2 separate regions of the Mus musculus genome follow, and region 2 is linked to region 1. The links are chromatin loops, found by intact Hi-C in ENCODE. Cell type or tissue: left cerebral cortex. All regions are shown on one strand.

Region 1 (8,000 bases):
TCGAGTTTCAGGGATCCAACACCTTCACACAGACATATGTGCAGGCAAAAAAAAAAAAAAAGTGAATGCACGTTAAATAAATATTTTTTTAAAAAGAATCTGAGAGGTGTTCAATCCCAGTCTAGTGCTGAGTTCTGAGGGTTCTTGGAGAGCTGCTGTTCTTCAGGGTACATTAGCATCCCAAAGAAGTCGGTTCTAATACCCATGAATAAATTCTGCAACACGGGGCTAGTTGAACTTTCCAGTAAGAGTGAGGGTCAGCAGGGACAAAGATATTTCCTTCTTCCGTGTCCTTTCATCTTGACTGCCACCAGAAGGTGTGGTCCAGACTTAGCATTGGTCTTGCTACAAATTCTCTGAATAAGAAAACCCCTCTCAGGTCTGCCCCGCAGCTTAGATTTTAGTTTATTCTAGATGCGATCAAGACACCTGAGATTAACCATCACAAATGTTTTTTTTTCCATTTTCTAGTCTTTTCTGTTGTACAGTGTGCCTGTAACTACTCCCCCACATCTGATGCAATGATTCTTTTTCTACCAGAAGTAATTGTTTTCCGGTTGGCCTTTCATATCGCACCATCTACTTTCAAATGGATTCTGTCTCTTTCTTTTATTCTGAGAATTTTCAGTACACCTCTGCTGAAGCATGTTTTCAGCTGATCTTCTTGGTGTAAATGTTCTCTCTCTGGGACATCCTAATCCTTTCTTCTGATGGTCTTCTCCCATGTTCTGTGAACTTTTCTCCTTGGGTTTCTCTTGAGGGAAGCCTGGAGCACGCTCTGAGCTTTGGGAGGCCTCCTTTGAGCACAGGAGTTGAGTGCTTCAGCTATGGCTTGGTGGGTCCATTGTACTTATTACCTAGTCAATAGCTCAGGCCCCCACTGCGCACAAGGGAGTCCACTCAGCCATGGTCTTCCTGGTAAACCTGGTTCCACCATAGGCCAGAGCAATCAGCCAACTCTAAGGAAGGGCAGGGTAGGGACAGCACTTCACATTATGCTTTGTAAGTCCATCATCACAGGAAATCAAGGCAGGGACCCAAAGGCAAGATCTGAAGCAGAGACCATGAAAGAATGCTGCCTACCAGCTTGCTGTGCAGCCAATTTTCTGCCAGAATTTCACAATCTGTCTTCTGACAAATCAGTTTGAAATCATTTAAAGTCTCAATCTCTACCAGGTATGGTGATTCATGCCGATAATCCTTATCTAAAGAAGCTGGGGTAAGAGGATCACCTGTAATTCAAGATGAGATAGATACACATAGTGAGTTCTGTCTCAGCTAGGACTACAGAGTGAGCTACTGTTTAAAATAACAATTAAACAAACTAAGATACAAATGCATACATAAATGAAAGAATACATAAGTGAAGACTTCCTTTCACTCCCTGGCATTTATAACATAGATGTTTAAACAGAGGCACACTCACAGCTTTGAGAGATACACTGAATGGGCCAGGATTGTTTAAAAGTATATGTTTGTGGCTCCCCCCCCCCCCCCGAAGAGAGTCCAGAGCTTTCATCAACTCATAAGGGAATCTAAGCCTCAAGGAAGCTTGAAAGCAATTGCTTTAAATCATCTTGAATGTCTCCTAAATTAAAGCCAGCCCTTGGTGAAACACCAGGAGCTACAAATTTAGGTCTTGAGACATTGCGTCTGTTGCTTTCCTGGTGTCTGTCAGAGCTGGGGGGGGGGGGGGGGAGGGGTCCAATCAGGTGAATCATATGCTGGGCTCCAAGGGTTCTTTACAGTGATACAGTGACTATTTGGGGGCTTGGTGGAGTTGGAGAGAGGCTATTGAAGAGATGAGTGTGGTACCTGAGCCAGCCTGAGCCAAGCCTAAGCCTGTCTGTTCTCTGCACACAATTTTCACCCCAAAACACAGAAACATAAAATAAACCAACTACACATAAGGTAGGACAGAAAGAATGACAAGAGATTTGGAAGGGTGGAGCTACCCTCTGATGATACAGGGGTTAGTTCACCAGGAAAATACAATCATTTAAAATGCTATGAACATGCCGAAGATCAAAGCCCATGGGGCTGAGGAAATGGTTCAGTCAGGAAAGCGCTTGCGGCACAAGCATCAAGACTAAGTGTGGATCTCCGACACACATAAGAAGTCAGGTGTGCTTTCTCTAGCTCCTTCATTGGGTACTCTGTGCTTCCAGCCCCCTAGGAGGAACAACAATATGAACTAATCAGTAACCCCAGAGCTCCCTGGGACTAAACCATCAACCAAAGAAAACACACGGAGAGACTCATGGCTCTAGCTGCGTATGTAGCAGAGGATGACCTAGTTGTTCATCAATGGGAGGAGAGGCCCTTGGTCCTGTGAAGGTTCTATGCCCCAGTATAGGGGAATGCCTGGACCAAGAAGTGGGAGTGGGTGGGTTAGGGAGCAGGAGGAGGGGGGAGAGGATAGGGGATTTTCGGAGGGGAAACTAGGAAAGGGATAACATTTGAAATGTAAATAAAAATATCTAATTATTATTATAATAAAAAATGTCAGGTGTGTTCTTGCAATCACAGTGCTGCCAAGGAAGAGACAGGAGGATTTCTGGGACTCTGTTGCCACCAGCTCTCCCCTAATCAGTGAGCTACAGGTTCACAAAGAGATCCTGTGTCCAAGAGAAAGAACCAGACAGACAACTCTAGAGAAACAGCACCTGCCATTGACCCCTGACTTCCACATACAAACTCACATGTATACACACACACACACACACACACACACAAACTCGCAAACATACGATTAATGCTCTCCAGAAAACAAAAACCAAACTTCATGATTTTTGTTTGTCTGATTGTTTGTTAAATCAAACACTGGTAGAAATAGATATGTAAGAACACTTGAGCCAATCAATCCTCAAAAAAAGAGAATTTTTTATAACAATTTATGACAGATAAGTGTCATCTATGAGTGTGTTTTTACAAATTGTACCCAGTCAGGTCTCACAAACTAAAGGACCAGGAAGCAAAGGCTTCGAAAGCCAGGGAAAGGGGAGGCCACCAGACTGAGCCGCAAACCCACGCTCATCTGGCCCCCAAGTCAACACTCTTTCCAGGGGAGCTTGCTAGCAAGAAATAAGAAAGATAGTACAGAATCAAAATCTTTTTTAAAATCTACATAATTCATTTGGTTGAGTATATTTCTCTTCTCCCCAGTGGCAGCTTCTTGCTATTTTCCCCCACCTGTTAATTACTCGGGGCTGGTATGGGGGCGGACTTGGCTTCCTGAGGCAGCCCAGGCAGGTTGTCACGCTGTCAAGGATCCCTTCATTAGCAAGCTGTCAATATGCTGCCAACAGCCACCATTTGGTTTGTTCAGGGAGCAGAGCTGTGGTGTGGAGTCTTGGCTCCATCAATTAGAGGAATTAAAAAAAAAAAAAAAAGAAAAGAAAAAAAGGCAAGAGGCAGATGTCTTCCAGTCTGTTCTCCGCAACAGACTTGGGATATGGCGTGGGCTTTCACTGGGAGGAGGGCGGTGGGGGTGGGTTAAGGGAAGTGTCAAGGAGGAGGAAGCTAACAAAAGTATGGCGAGCAAGACGGAGGCGTTGAAAGATATAGACTCCTCGTGCCACGGGGTTCTGAGTAATGCTAGCTTTGGCCATGTCCTTGCTACAGTGGACAGCTCAAAAATCAAGCTTTTAAAATGGTTAGGAAGCCACCAGTTGGATTTTAAAAGTGAAAGGTGCCATTTGCCTACAACCTTTTCAAAGTTACCCTAATGAAGCAGAGAAGACCTGCCAGTCCCTGGCAGCCCTTTTACAAGCCTGCACTCTTTCTGTTAATTGGCACCGTCAACCCCTGAGCCTCCAGGCCCCTAGACTTCCCAGTCACGGCGTGCCTGCAGACATGTTGCTTTTCAGAGGGCCTCGTGTAAAAGAATGACAGAAGCCTAATTTTTGAGCAACTCTTTGCAAAGCTGGGGTAACAATAAAAACTTTATTCCTGGAGTCTCAGACCCTACTCTGCATCTCTTCCCACAATGCCTCGCAGCTGTGCCCACCTAAACTGTGCTCAGATTCTCTACAAGCAGGGAGACCTTGGGACCGGAAAGGGTTTGCAAAGCTTGCCTCAGAGCTGTCTTTGTTGTGGAAGGGAGTGTGCACAACTCAGATTTCAAGAACTGACAAAATATAGTCTGTTGTGGAGGTGCGTGCCTGTGATCCCAGTCCTTGAGTGGAGGAGGCAGCAATCGAAAGGTCAGGCTGGAGACATGGCTTAGACATTAAGAATACTGGCTGTTCTTCCAGAGAACCTAGCCTTGTTTCCCACCCATAGGGTAGCTCACAACCACCTGCAGCTCCACTCCCAGGGGATCCAAGGCTCTCTTTTGTCTTCCATGGTTATCAAGTGTGCACATAGACACACATGCAGATAAAACATGCATATACATTAGGAAATTTAAAAGAGTTTAAGGTCATCCCCAGCTACATAGTAAGCTCAAGGACAGCCTGGGCTACGCGAGCCTTTTCCAGGGTGCGCGTCTTCACAGGAAGTACCTCTTTCTTTTGCTTTTTCCTTCCTTCCTTGCTTCCTTCCTTCCTTCCTCTCTCTTTCTTTCTTTCTTCATTTCTTCCTTGTCTTGTCTTTCTTCCTTTACTTCCTTCTATTTTCTTTCTTTCTTCTTCTTCTTCTTCTTCTTCTTTTTTTTTTTTTTTGGTTTTTCGAGACAGGGTTTCTCTGTGTAGCCCTGGCTGTCCTGGAACTCACTTTGTAGACCAGGCTGGCCTCGAACTCAGAAATCCGACTGCCTCTGCCTCCTGAGTGCTGGGATTAAAGGCATGCGCCACCACGCCCGGCTTCTTTTCTTTTCTTTTCTTTTCTTTTCTTTTCTTTTCTTTATGTGAAACATTCATAAAACTGGAATGTTCGGAAGTCATAGAAAAGAAAAATTAATGGTCGATGCTGCAAACAAAGAAATGGAAACAAACAAACAAACAAAGCCCAGAAGGAGAAACACATCTGCTATAACCATTGAGTGAGGACATCTTGCACAGGTAACTAACTGCAGAAAAAGAACGGCAGGGCTGCACGCCCTTGTCACAGGCTGTATATCAGTGTGTGGTTTTACCCACAATTCACAGAACAGAAGGAATTGATTTAATGGAGCAGAACTGGAAACATGAACACACTCATATCCAAATCCCAACCTTAGCACTCATTCACGGAGCAACCCAAGGAGAACATTTAATATTTGTGATTGCCTAGTGAGATCCACAGTAGAATCACAAGAGTAGACAGATCCACATCCAACCCATATATGTGACAATATATACAAGCACTACATAAATCCACAGTCCCCCACTTGATCTCTGCAAGCCCAGATCTCTGTACAGATTACATGCCCCCCTACACAGGTTTCTTTGAGCCCTACAGTAAGTTTCATTTCCCCAAATGAGTAGAAAATTTGTTTCCACCTGTAGTAAGTTCTCTTTCTCTGTTACACCAATGAGGATATTAAAGGGTTGGACTATCATTAACCCCAGCCAACCAGTGAATGTTTTTGAACACATGCACCAAGGAAGGGGCATTGGTCTATTGCAGCTATTTCTGTATTCCTAGACAGATGCGGGAACCCAGTCCCCTCACCATAAGGCACATATGAGTACCTTCAGTCCAAAAGGAGAACAGGGGGATACACAAACTCAAATAAGTAAGCAGAGTCCCTTAGAGTTGGTAGACTCTTGGTTCTGGGGCCCCTCCTCTACTTAGATAAAGCATGACAATAAACTTCACTTTGACCTTGGCCTGAGCTACTCTCTTGTCTCTTAATTCTTCATTATGCAGAGGGAAGGAATCCATCAGGCTAGCTGGGACCACACTTTCCAAGTTCTGGAGAAATGCAATCCAGGTTTTTCTGCAGGCTCTTCTGAGGCTCTGGTGTTCCAAATACCCACAGATTTCAGGAATACTCCAGCCTTTAGCCTGCCAGACAGTTGGAAGGACAAAGTTGTGTCATGGCAGAGAGAGGGCTCAGAGTAGAGATCCAGGAAGCCCTAAGAGCAGGCTAAGGACTAAGGATAATGAGGTCAACTTTGAATGGCACTGAGCAGGCTTTGTGTGAAGAATCTGGGGGGCAGAGAGCACTATGCAGTGGCTTGAAAGGAAGGGTTCATTTCTCCAGACCCAGAAAGCTATCACGGACCCAAAATTGAGTCCTCCAGCCACCCAGAGAATGCTTACAGAATGACTCTGTGCCAAGCATGCTATGTATTGGAACACGGCAGTGATCAAAGCAGCCAAAATCCGGTTTGGAGAGATGGAGAAGTGGTTAGAAGTGAACATTGCTTTTGAAGAGGACCAGGTTTTATTCCCAGCACCCGTGGCAGGCAGCTCAGCGATCTGATTCTCTTCTCCTGGCCTTTAACGATACCATCACACACAGACACACTACACATAAGTTCAAAACTTAAAATTATTATTTAAAGTAAGCAAAATAGCTGTTATGAGCAACTACGATTTAATAAAACATTATACTCTAATAAGTGCTATGGGGAAGAGATAGGAAAGGGCAGGGCAGAGAGATCTGGAGAGCATCTATGTGTAGGATGCTAAATAGGCTCCTTGGAGAAGGTTTCATTGGGAGGATTCAGAGATGAAGGACTAAGAACATGGGCAGGAGCTATGTGGCTCTCTGGAGCAGGGCGAGCTGAGCAAGGGAGACAACACTGTACATAAAATGGTAGAGCCCCAAACTTTACTTCTGATGACCTACCACTGTTCCCATGGTGATGAGAGACTCCTGTCTGTATATCTGCAGAACTCTGTTAATGCCTTAGGAGATGTCACCAGTGACCTGGATTCAGAGTCCACTCCTCCCCACACACCGCCAGGGTCACCTGCAGTATGCCATGCTCCCAACTATGCTGATTTATTAAACACACTGCCTCTAGCTTTGGTTTCCCCAGCAACCACACTTCTTCTCTTATTTTATTAGTTTCCTTTCCTTTTTTTTTTAAAAAAAACAGGATGAAACTATTAGTTGTAAAATCTATTTTGTTCTGCAAGAAGCTGTGCCACAGTTGACACTACCCAAAACAGACTCTGAGATTAAAGCCTCTTGCCACGGTGAATCCGTTTTCTGACCTGGCATTGCCATCCAGTCGCCGTGACTCTTTCCTCTCACCTAGCAATGACCTGTAACTTTGAGCCCCTCTTTCACTGCCTTTCGTTTTTCCTGATTTTATTTATGCTCCTGACAAATTTCAGGCAATCTCTCCGAGCTCACTGGAGGCTAATTTTGAGATGAGGATATAAGAGTGTTAAAAATAAATTCATCATGAGCACAGGGGTGTCTATTTAAAATGCTGATGTTCTGTTATCTGTCGGAGGCAACTGAGAAGCTGTGAATACGCAGTGGCGAACGTCTGTCCCCACATCCTGCTTTCATCAGCACAAAGCAAACACTCCCTACCTCCTGTACTGGAAGCCCATGCTTCTCTGCCATGATGCTTCACAATTCTCAAGGAGTGTTCGGGGTCTTAAGTCTCCCGGTAAATACCACTGCCACCACCAACTGCTACTTCCTCAATCCCATAGATGGTCTGGACTGTCACTGATCTCAGACTTCTAGAAGCATTTGAAGCCTCAACACATTGTCATGGTGCCCTCAGCCATGAGATCCCATCCTGGCCTTGCCTTTCCTCTCTTCACCATGTGCATTTGTAGGCATTTCTTTTTCTTTTTTTTTTTTTTTTCCATTTTTTATTAGGTATTTAACTCATTTACATTTCCAATGCTATACCAAAAGTCCCCCATATCCACCCACCCCCACTCCCCTGCCCACCCACTCCCCCTTTTTGGCCCTGGTATTCCCCTGTACTGGGGCATATAAAGTTTGCAAGTCCAATGGGCCTCTCTTTCCAGTGATGGCCGACTAGGCCATCTTTTGATATATATGCAGCTAGAGTCAAGAGCTCCGGGGTACTGGTTAGCTCATAATGTTGTTCCACCTATAGGGTTGCAGATCCCTTTAGCTCCTTGGCTACTTTCTC
Region 2 (8,000 bases), 160 kb before region 1:
ACAAGCAGAACTTTTAGTCCGGAAATGCAACAGACTAAGGTCTCAGAGAACTGACTCATGGTGACAACAGAAAGAGGAATGGGGAAAGTATGAGACAGATCAGTGAGAACCACATGAACCAAAGAAAAACCGTGTATACCAAAAATTAATTTAAAACACCACTGAGGGCTAAGGGGGGCAGGGTCAGCAGTCAAAAGTGCATATTGCTCTTGCAGAAGTTCTCTTCCCAGCACCCAGACGGCAACTCACAACTGTCCACAATTCCAGTTCCAGGATATCTGACGCCCTCTTCTGGCCCCCACACACAGAGTTCACAAACATACATGCAGGAAAAACATTCATACACACGCAATAAACAAATGTAAAATAAGCCAACCAACAGAAAGAAAGAATACAAGAATAGAATTTTCTGACTTTGAAATGTTTGTTCCTTTTAGTAAAAGCTGAACATTATCTCTATGAGATATGCACAGATATTCTGTCTTAGGCCCATATAATTTAAAGTACAGGAAATGTTTAGGGAAGACCAGGGTTGGGCCGGGGGGGGGGGGTCATGGATGTGTGGGAGGGATCATGGTCAGCTTGAAAAACAGGCAGTGAATGCAACAGTGGGCGCCACTCCGTGAGGATCAGTTTAGGGCAGCAAATTACTGCCTGCATCCCTGGGACCATCTGCTCATACCAGCAGCTTCTGAGCATAAACGGAGGAAATCTCGGAGGAAAATGTCTGCTCCGTCCTGGAAATAAAGCCAAGAATCAATTTAAGTGCCCAACTGGATAGATGACAAGAGTCTTTTCTGAAATAAACCTTTAAACTTTCTCTCTGTGAGAACAGATACCACCAGGGACCCTTCAGAGGAGAATAAAGCTGTCCATCTAAAACAGTCCCTGTGTTTCCTGCAGGAAGCCGGCACTAAAAAAGAAAAGCATCAGATGACCCTGGTCACAGGGACACTGAAGACTCCAGGCTGTTTGGTTCAGTGAATTTTCCTACTAAGTAAAAGATGTTCGATGGAAAACATTCCAAAAACAATCAAAGGGAGAAAAATAAAATTTCTCTCCTCCCACTGATTAAAGGTATTTCCTTTCGTAACCTATGTACATAATTTTACCCAGCTGTGGGCAACAAGAGTTGCCCAGTGGTTAGCACACTTGCTTTGCAAGAAGAGAAGTGGAATTCAGGTGACCAGAACCAACATAAAGGCTGAGCAGGCACCGAGGCTTTGCGTGTTCGCTCCAGAAGTAGAAACAGGAGATCCCCAAGGCAAGCTGTCTAGTTAGACTAGCCAGAAGTGGTGAGCTCTGGGCTAGCTGAGAAACGTTGCCTCACTAAGCTATGTAGAAAGAAATAGAAGAAGAAACTACATTTCAATTTCTGTATTCCACACACAAGTGCACACATATGCATACAGACCCAAATACACACTAGTGAATGTGCACATACATGCATGCACACCACAAACACGAACACATAAAAAAAATTTCTGATTATGGAATATTTTATGTTCATTTCTTTATTGGTGAATGTCTTAAAGTTTTACTGTTGTGAACAGACACTATGACCAAGGCAGCTCTCATAAGGACAACATTTAATTGGGGCTGGCTTACAGGGTCAGAGGTTCACTCCATTATCATCAAGGCAAGAACATGGCAGCATCCAGGCATCATGGTGCAGGAGGATCTGAGAAGTCTACATCTTCATGTGAAGGCTGATGGCAGGATACTGGCTTCCAGTCAGCTAGAATGAGGGTCTTAAAGCCCACATCCACAGTGACACACCTACTCCAACACTTTCTAATAGTGACACTCCCTGGGCTATACAAACCATAACACTGAACATATATCTAAGCACATACTAATGTCTTAAATAGTTGCTATAAGGGAGACTATTTTAATTAAGTCTCTGAAATCTAGCTCATCATAAAACATACTAATTTATTTTAGTTTCTTATTTATTCCTGTTTATTTGATACTACTACTTTATCATACACCCACTAGTAATAGTCATGTGGCTCATAAACTTAAGTGGCTCTTCCTTCATACTCTTTGGCGAAATTGCTGTAATGAGGCAACTTGATATGTAGCCAAACTATTTCTGGAAGTCTCTCTACCATGCTATGTACCAACAAAAGGAAAACATGTGAACCCACATTTTCCTAAGCTCTAGACAGCAAAAGGCATTGCATAGCAACCTGCTAATCTTCTTACCATTGTTTCTATTTTATGTATTCTACAGTTGCCACATTTCTTTAGAATTCACATGCAAGTATGCATGATGAGTTTGCACAAGGTATTATATTATCATTTAATATCATTTTGTTGACTTTTAATGACTGATATTTTCATTTCATTCATATATTTAATCTTTTCATTGGGTCATTTTCAACAAAACTTGATATAGAAAGGGAAATCTTTCACACGCATGCACACACACAAATAAAAATCATCCTTTTAAAAGAAGGCAGATCCTTCTACTGTAGGCATCTAAAGCTCTTCACTGTGCCATTTTTATAGCAACTTGAAAGTCAGTGAAATGGCAGAGGGGACAAATATCCAACTCAGTGCCAGTTCTCATACCTCTGTCTTCCCCTGTGTTCATCTTGTGAACCACATGCAGGACCTATTCAAGTTGCCTTAAATAGGATCCTATGTGCAGTGAAACATCTTACCCAGGCCTACGTGAGCAAAGCCAACATAAACCAGACCAGCCATCTGTCCTGAACTACACAAAGTCAAAGTACAGAAGTAGTCTTTCTCTAGATTAAAAGCATAAAACCAGTTTTTACATCATGTCAGACTGATGTATAGATTTCAGTGTAAGACAGAAGGGTTTGAGGTAGGAAAGAACTCCAGTCATAAAATGCATGACAACCAGAAGGCAGCCAAAGAGAACAGTCTAGAACTTCAGGAAAGAGAGCATCTCTGAGCTGGTCCATACCTAGTGACTCTGCCACACTTCACAGCCGGCATCTCGAGGGCACCTTGCTAGCATCAAGACTGAATGTATCTGGCTCTCTTTCTTGGCAGGACTGCTCACAGCAGGCACAAACCATCATGCACAGGCAGAGCTCAGCACTGGCCAGCTTGCAAAGAGAATTTAGCACTTGTGCTCACAGTCACTACCTTTTGTGGGCAAAGTCAAGAGGAGAAGAATGCCAGCTCAGCTTAGTATTCATCTCGATAGACCTGACTTCCCCATCAACTCTACCATTCTGAATCAATCCAGTTAATCTAAATGATGGTTCTGGGCTCTCTGGTTGCAATTATAGAGGCTGGGAAAGATTCCATGGCAACTGGACATGATATTTGATGAACAATTTTTAATTACTACGAATGCCTTTAATGAGAAAGGGCCTGAAATCCAGCAGAGCAATAATATGCATATTAGCTTTAGGACTGAGCCAGCTGAAAGCAACACACACACACACACACACACACACACACACACACACACGTGCCACAAGCTCAAAGCCAGTTATGGGCTTATCAGAACTGCAAAGCAAGGTCTGATGAACTCTGCTCTCTTGCCTGCAGCTCCTACATACCCAGCTTCTCCCATTATTTCATGGATGTTCTGATAATTACGTTGCCATGGGCATCCCAGAGTCTGGCTATTTGAGCAAAATTGGCCTCTCTGATCAAACTATCAATCTCTTGCTATCCTAAGCTCACAGCCTGAAAGGGGTGATTGTGATTAGTGTTTTTTCTTGGGAGATGAACTCTTCTCTGGCACAGATGCATTTATTTTTTCAGATTATCACATTGATGGATCGGTGGGTGACCAGAAAAATTACAGACTCTCATAGCACTCACAAGTAATACTTAGCTCTTCTTGGCTCTCGTAGTGGAAACTGTCTTAAGGTTTCACAAAGTGAGAGTTTGCCTTTACCAAAAATAAAAATAATAATAATAATATTAATTTAAAAAGACAAAAGCAAAGGTCCTCTTTCAAGACATCTAGAGTTTGTAGAGATGGCTTAACAATAAGCATGTTTGCGATTCTTACAGAGAACCAGGGTTCTGTTAACAGTACACATGCAGTTCACATCACATGTAACTACAGCTCCAGGGAAACTGATGCCCTCTACGGGCCTCTGTGAGCAGTGCACTCATGTGCACATATTCACATCAACACAATTACAGATAATAAATTTTAAAAGAAATCTGCTGCAATATTTGTTTTTTACGTCTATAAGCATGTCTTAGTTCTTGTTTTATTATTTTGATTTTGTTCATTTACATAATGAATTTTACACATTTGTGTTATCATCTCCTTCCTTTCTTCCTGCTTCTACTTCCTCTCTTGCTGGAACCCCTTTTCTCACATTGCTACATTGTCATTTTTAAAACAATACATTCCATCGAACATATAGAGTTGCATAATCATTTCAGCCATCAGGATAGAGTATTTTAAAGCTCATAGTAAAATAAAAATTTCCCCTAAATGTCCACTTGAAGCCATAACCTCTCTGCACCCTAGTCCCTGCCAACTAAACCACTGTCCTATTTTTCTGTGATGGCTTTGTCTTTTCCATTTATTGTTTAATAAATAATATAACACATAACTTTCTGAGCACAAATTTTTAGTTTACTATAATGTGCATAGGGTTCATGTATGCTGTTTAAATTTAAATTTAAAAGAATACTGTTTAAAATTGTTATATAATATTCTGTTGGATAGATTTGCAGTAGGTTGTTTGGTTATCCATCCACCAAGGAAATGAGTTACCTTCAGTTTGTAAGGTTACCAAGCATACTGTTATAGGTATTCATTTATCCAGTGAAAAATTCATGACATTTTTGCACAAATGCAAGTTTTATTCCTATATGCCAAAGAAATAAAATGTGCTGTGCAGTGACTATATTTATTTCTTTATAAAATTATGAACTAAATTTTCATTGTGGCTGTCCCAGTTTGCATTCCCATCAGAAATGTCTGGCATGTCCAGGCACTCTCTATCTTGAACACAAGGTTGTTGCTTTGGGTTTATTTCATGGCTTTTGCTATTTCTGTTTTTTGTTTATTTGTTTGTTTGTTTTTGTTTGCTTTTCCTTTTGAATACGTGTGCATGCTCTTTCATTAGATCTTTAACTTCCAGAAACTCTTAGGACTTTAACTGACTGGAGATAGGGTTTCCTGCCATGGGTATTTTTTATGTTTCTTTTCTCTTTGCTACTGTGTCAGTGAGAAAGTTTGCTGACATTTCCCCTCAGTTTTGTACTTTAGTATAGAGTATAGGGGTTTGCTATGCTGTATGTCCTACATTAGACAGCAGACTCAAGCATTCTTTTCCCTCCCATACTTTTCATTTCTACTCTATTACCAACCCATATCATGGATTTCACAGATCAAATATTGCATTTCTTGATGCTAGGACTAGAAACTTTTGTGTATCCAAATATTACTTTTTTCCCTAAAAGTTCTATACTATTAGGGTATACATTTAGTCAATGATCCATTTTGACTAAGTTATTGTCTAAAATGCTAGATATAATTCAATATATATTATTTATACAAGTTTGGTGAGTCATATCTATGTCCTTCAATATCTAAACTTGATATTTTACAGCCTAGCAGTCCATGAAGTGATGAATGGATAAAGGAACTATATCATGCATTCACAATGGAATATCCTCCAACCATGAGGAAGAACAAAGCTATGTTGACCTAGAGAAAGAGTGAATGTAGGGATCACCCAGTTAAAAATTACAAACCACTGTAAGGAAAACTGATACATGTTTCCTCTCATATGTGGAATCTAGATTTTCACAGACAGACAAGCAGACATGAAGGAAGGAGGTTTAAAGGGAAAAAGAACAGGAAACAAGCTGGGACAATGGAGGAAGAAAAGAAAAATATCAAATGCTTTCTCTTCTATAAGGTATCTAGATTCAAACAGACTGAGAGGACAGGATATGTCAGGGTGAGCAGGATACCAACAGGATAGAGAGGGAAAAGCACAAAGAGTCATAATGCACAGGCATGTGCGTGCCATAAGGAAGCCTGCCATTATGTATACTTACTAAAAATAACTTTAAACTCTATGATATATTCAGGTTATCTGTTTATTTGATGTGTTTCAGTAGTTTGTGTCTTTCAAAGAATTAATGCATGTTTAGGCCACTGAATACAGAATCATAGTGAAATCATTAAAGATAAGAGAAATGCAGACCAAAAAACCCCTCAATTGTCTGGTTAGTGCCTATACATTTTCTATCTAGGAGATTTTCTGTTCACACATTGAAGAATGCACATCTTGCTTTTGTGGTGTGAAATACTCAGCAAATTTCAATTTGGTAAAGTTGTTGTAGGGTGTTTGGCAGTTATTGATAGTCCTGGGATTTCTTTGTCCAGTTCTTCTATTAATTACTGGAAGATTTCCAGGGGCTCCAGCTAGCACTGTGGGGAGATTCTCTTTGTCTTCTTGGGTGTCCATCTCTAATTGATGTTATTGGAGCCATTGTTGAACATGTATATGCTTGGGATGGCTATGTGCTTCCGATGGATTGGCCCCTTCTCAGTAAATCACTTTTCTCTTTATCCTTCACTAACGGAGTTCATATTGTTTCATGACATTCATATAAAAACTTCATTTATTTATCTATTATTTTAGAAAATCTAAAATCACAGTAACAGAAAGCTGAATTATGGGATAATAGTATTAAGGGGTATTCTCCAGGGACTTGAAGACTCATTTGCAGGAGTGTTTAGATCCACTGTCTTGACTGTGGCTTTATGTCCCAGATGTATGCAGATGCCAGATCTAGCTTAAATCACTTAGACATTTATTAAACAAGTTGTTTTTAATCCTACTTCAACCATGGAGTTTTAAAACTCAAGCTCATTTTAACTGACAGTTCATCCTTTTTAAGACAACCCTAACCCACTGCAACACTGTCTAAGATTTGCTTACAGCTAGTAGGAAACCGATGAAGATAGAAGGACTGGAGATGGGCAGAGGGGAAGCAGAGGAAACATAGGGATTTCTAGGCATTGCATCCTGCTTAGTTTCCTCCGATGCATTTGTTTCCATCCCTTGGTGTAACTGAAGAGAGCAGCAAGGAGGAGGACAAAAGTCTGAGGTGGACAAGACACAGCAGGGCACCTGAGATACCTCCTCCAACAGCACACTCTCCCTACATCTCTGGGCAAGTAACAAAACTCTAATACATTTAAATTTTCAAAAACTGGGGAAAAGAAAAAAACAGGAACAAGCTAAGATTCTGTTTTCTACAATGGAGTGTTACTGGGTGACCAACACTCTGGAAATGGGCACTGTGCCCAGGCATCCTTGGTCAACACAAAATAAACTTCAAGTTTTTATGAGTTGTGTGTATGTGTGTGTGTGTGTGTGTGTGTGTGTGTGTGTGTGTGTGTGTATTTAAGACAGAGGGATTAAGTACATAAACTCGAGTGGGTAGAGAGATAGGAAGTTGGGAAAGGAGAAAAACATGGTCAAATTAAAACAATATTTTTAATTTTAAAGGGTGGGGGGAAGTAAGCCCTTCAGAAGAAGAAAATAGTAGAAATGTTTGATGTTTCAATGAACCTTCAGCCATGACTGCATCTAAAACCCCAGCAGCTGCTAAGTCTTCATTTAAAACGTCCTTATGGTGCATTCTATTCTGGTGTTTACACCCTGGGTAAAGACATGGGGAGAAGCAAAATATGTTAAAGAAAGCAGTAGGGGGGAGATGAAGGGACACATATATCAGGAAAGAAAACTGGGTCTTAGTTCACGGTCACCATTGTCAACTTCCCCTATTAGGTGGCAAAGAACAAAAATGAACATTACCAAAATATTGACAAAGCCTTCCCAAGTCCAAAATAGAGGAAATGAGAGCAATGAGGGTTTCCTCGGCAGCAGTTAAAATGGAACCAGTTCTCAATTTGGAGCAGAGATACTTAGAGAATGCATTTATTCTCATAAAGGGGCGGAAAGACTATAGGAGCCAGAGGAGCAGGACATCTGCTATGAGCCTGTGCTGTCTGCACGTGA

Evidence for each region. A loop is a pair of places that touch in the nucleus more often than their neighbours do. Peaks named below come from ENCODE experiments on the same cell type or tissue, not always from the same donor. Only the 100,000 strongest peaks of a DNase experiment are listed, where the experiment ranks them.
Region 2: it touches region 1 in a loop (2.3-fold over the local background); 2 of 42 quality-filtered maps call a loop at or near these places.

What each region holds. Positions count from the first base shown.
Region 1 is chr9:113,174,020-113,182,019 of GRCm38, forward strand. It overlaps Gm4657 (a long non-coding RNA gene), which reads right to left. Exons shown (of 3, transcript XR_871299.1): 3 at 73-1,232. Among named protein-coding and RNA genes, the nearest start is that of Gm4657, 22 kb to the right of the region's middle. In left cerebral cortex, a CTCF peak has its summit at 3,185; DNase peaks (open chromatin) are centred at 3,253, 3,540, 5,930 and 7,343; H3K27ac peaks cover 7,026 bases.
Region 2 is chr9:113,019,012-113,027,011 of GRCm38, forward strand. No RefSeq gene overlaps it. Among named protein-coding and RNA genes, the nearest start is that of Gm36251, 100 kb to the right of the region's middle. In left cerebral cortex, CTCF peaks have their summits at 285 (motif pointing left) and 4,094 (motif pointing left); DNase peaks (open chromatin) are centred at 168, 717, 1,265, 7,292 and 1 more place; H3K27ac peaks cover 3,541 bases.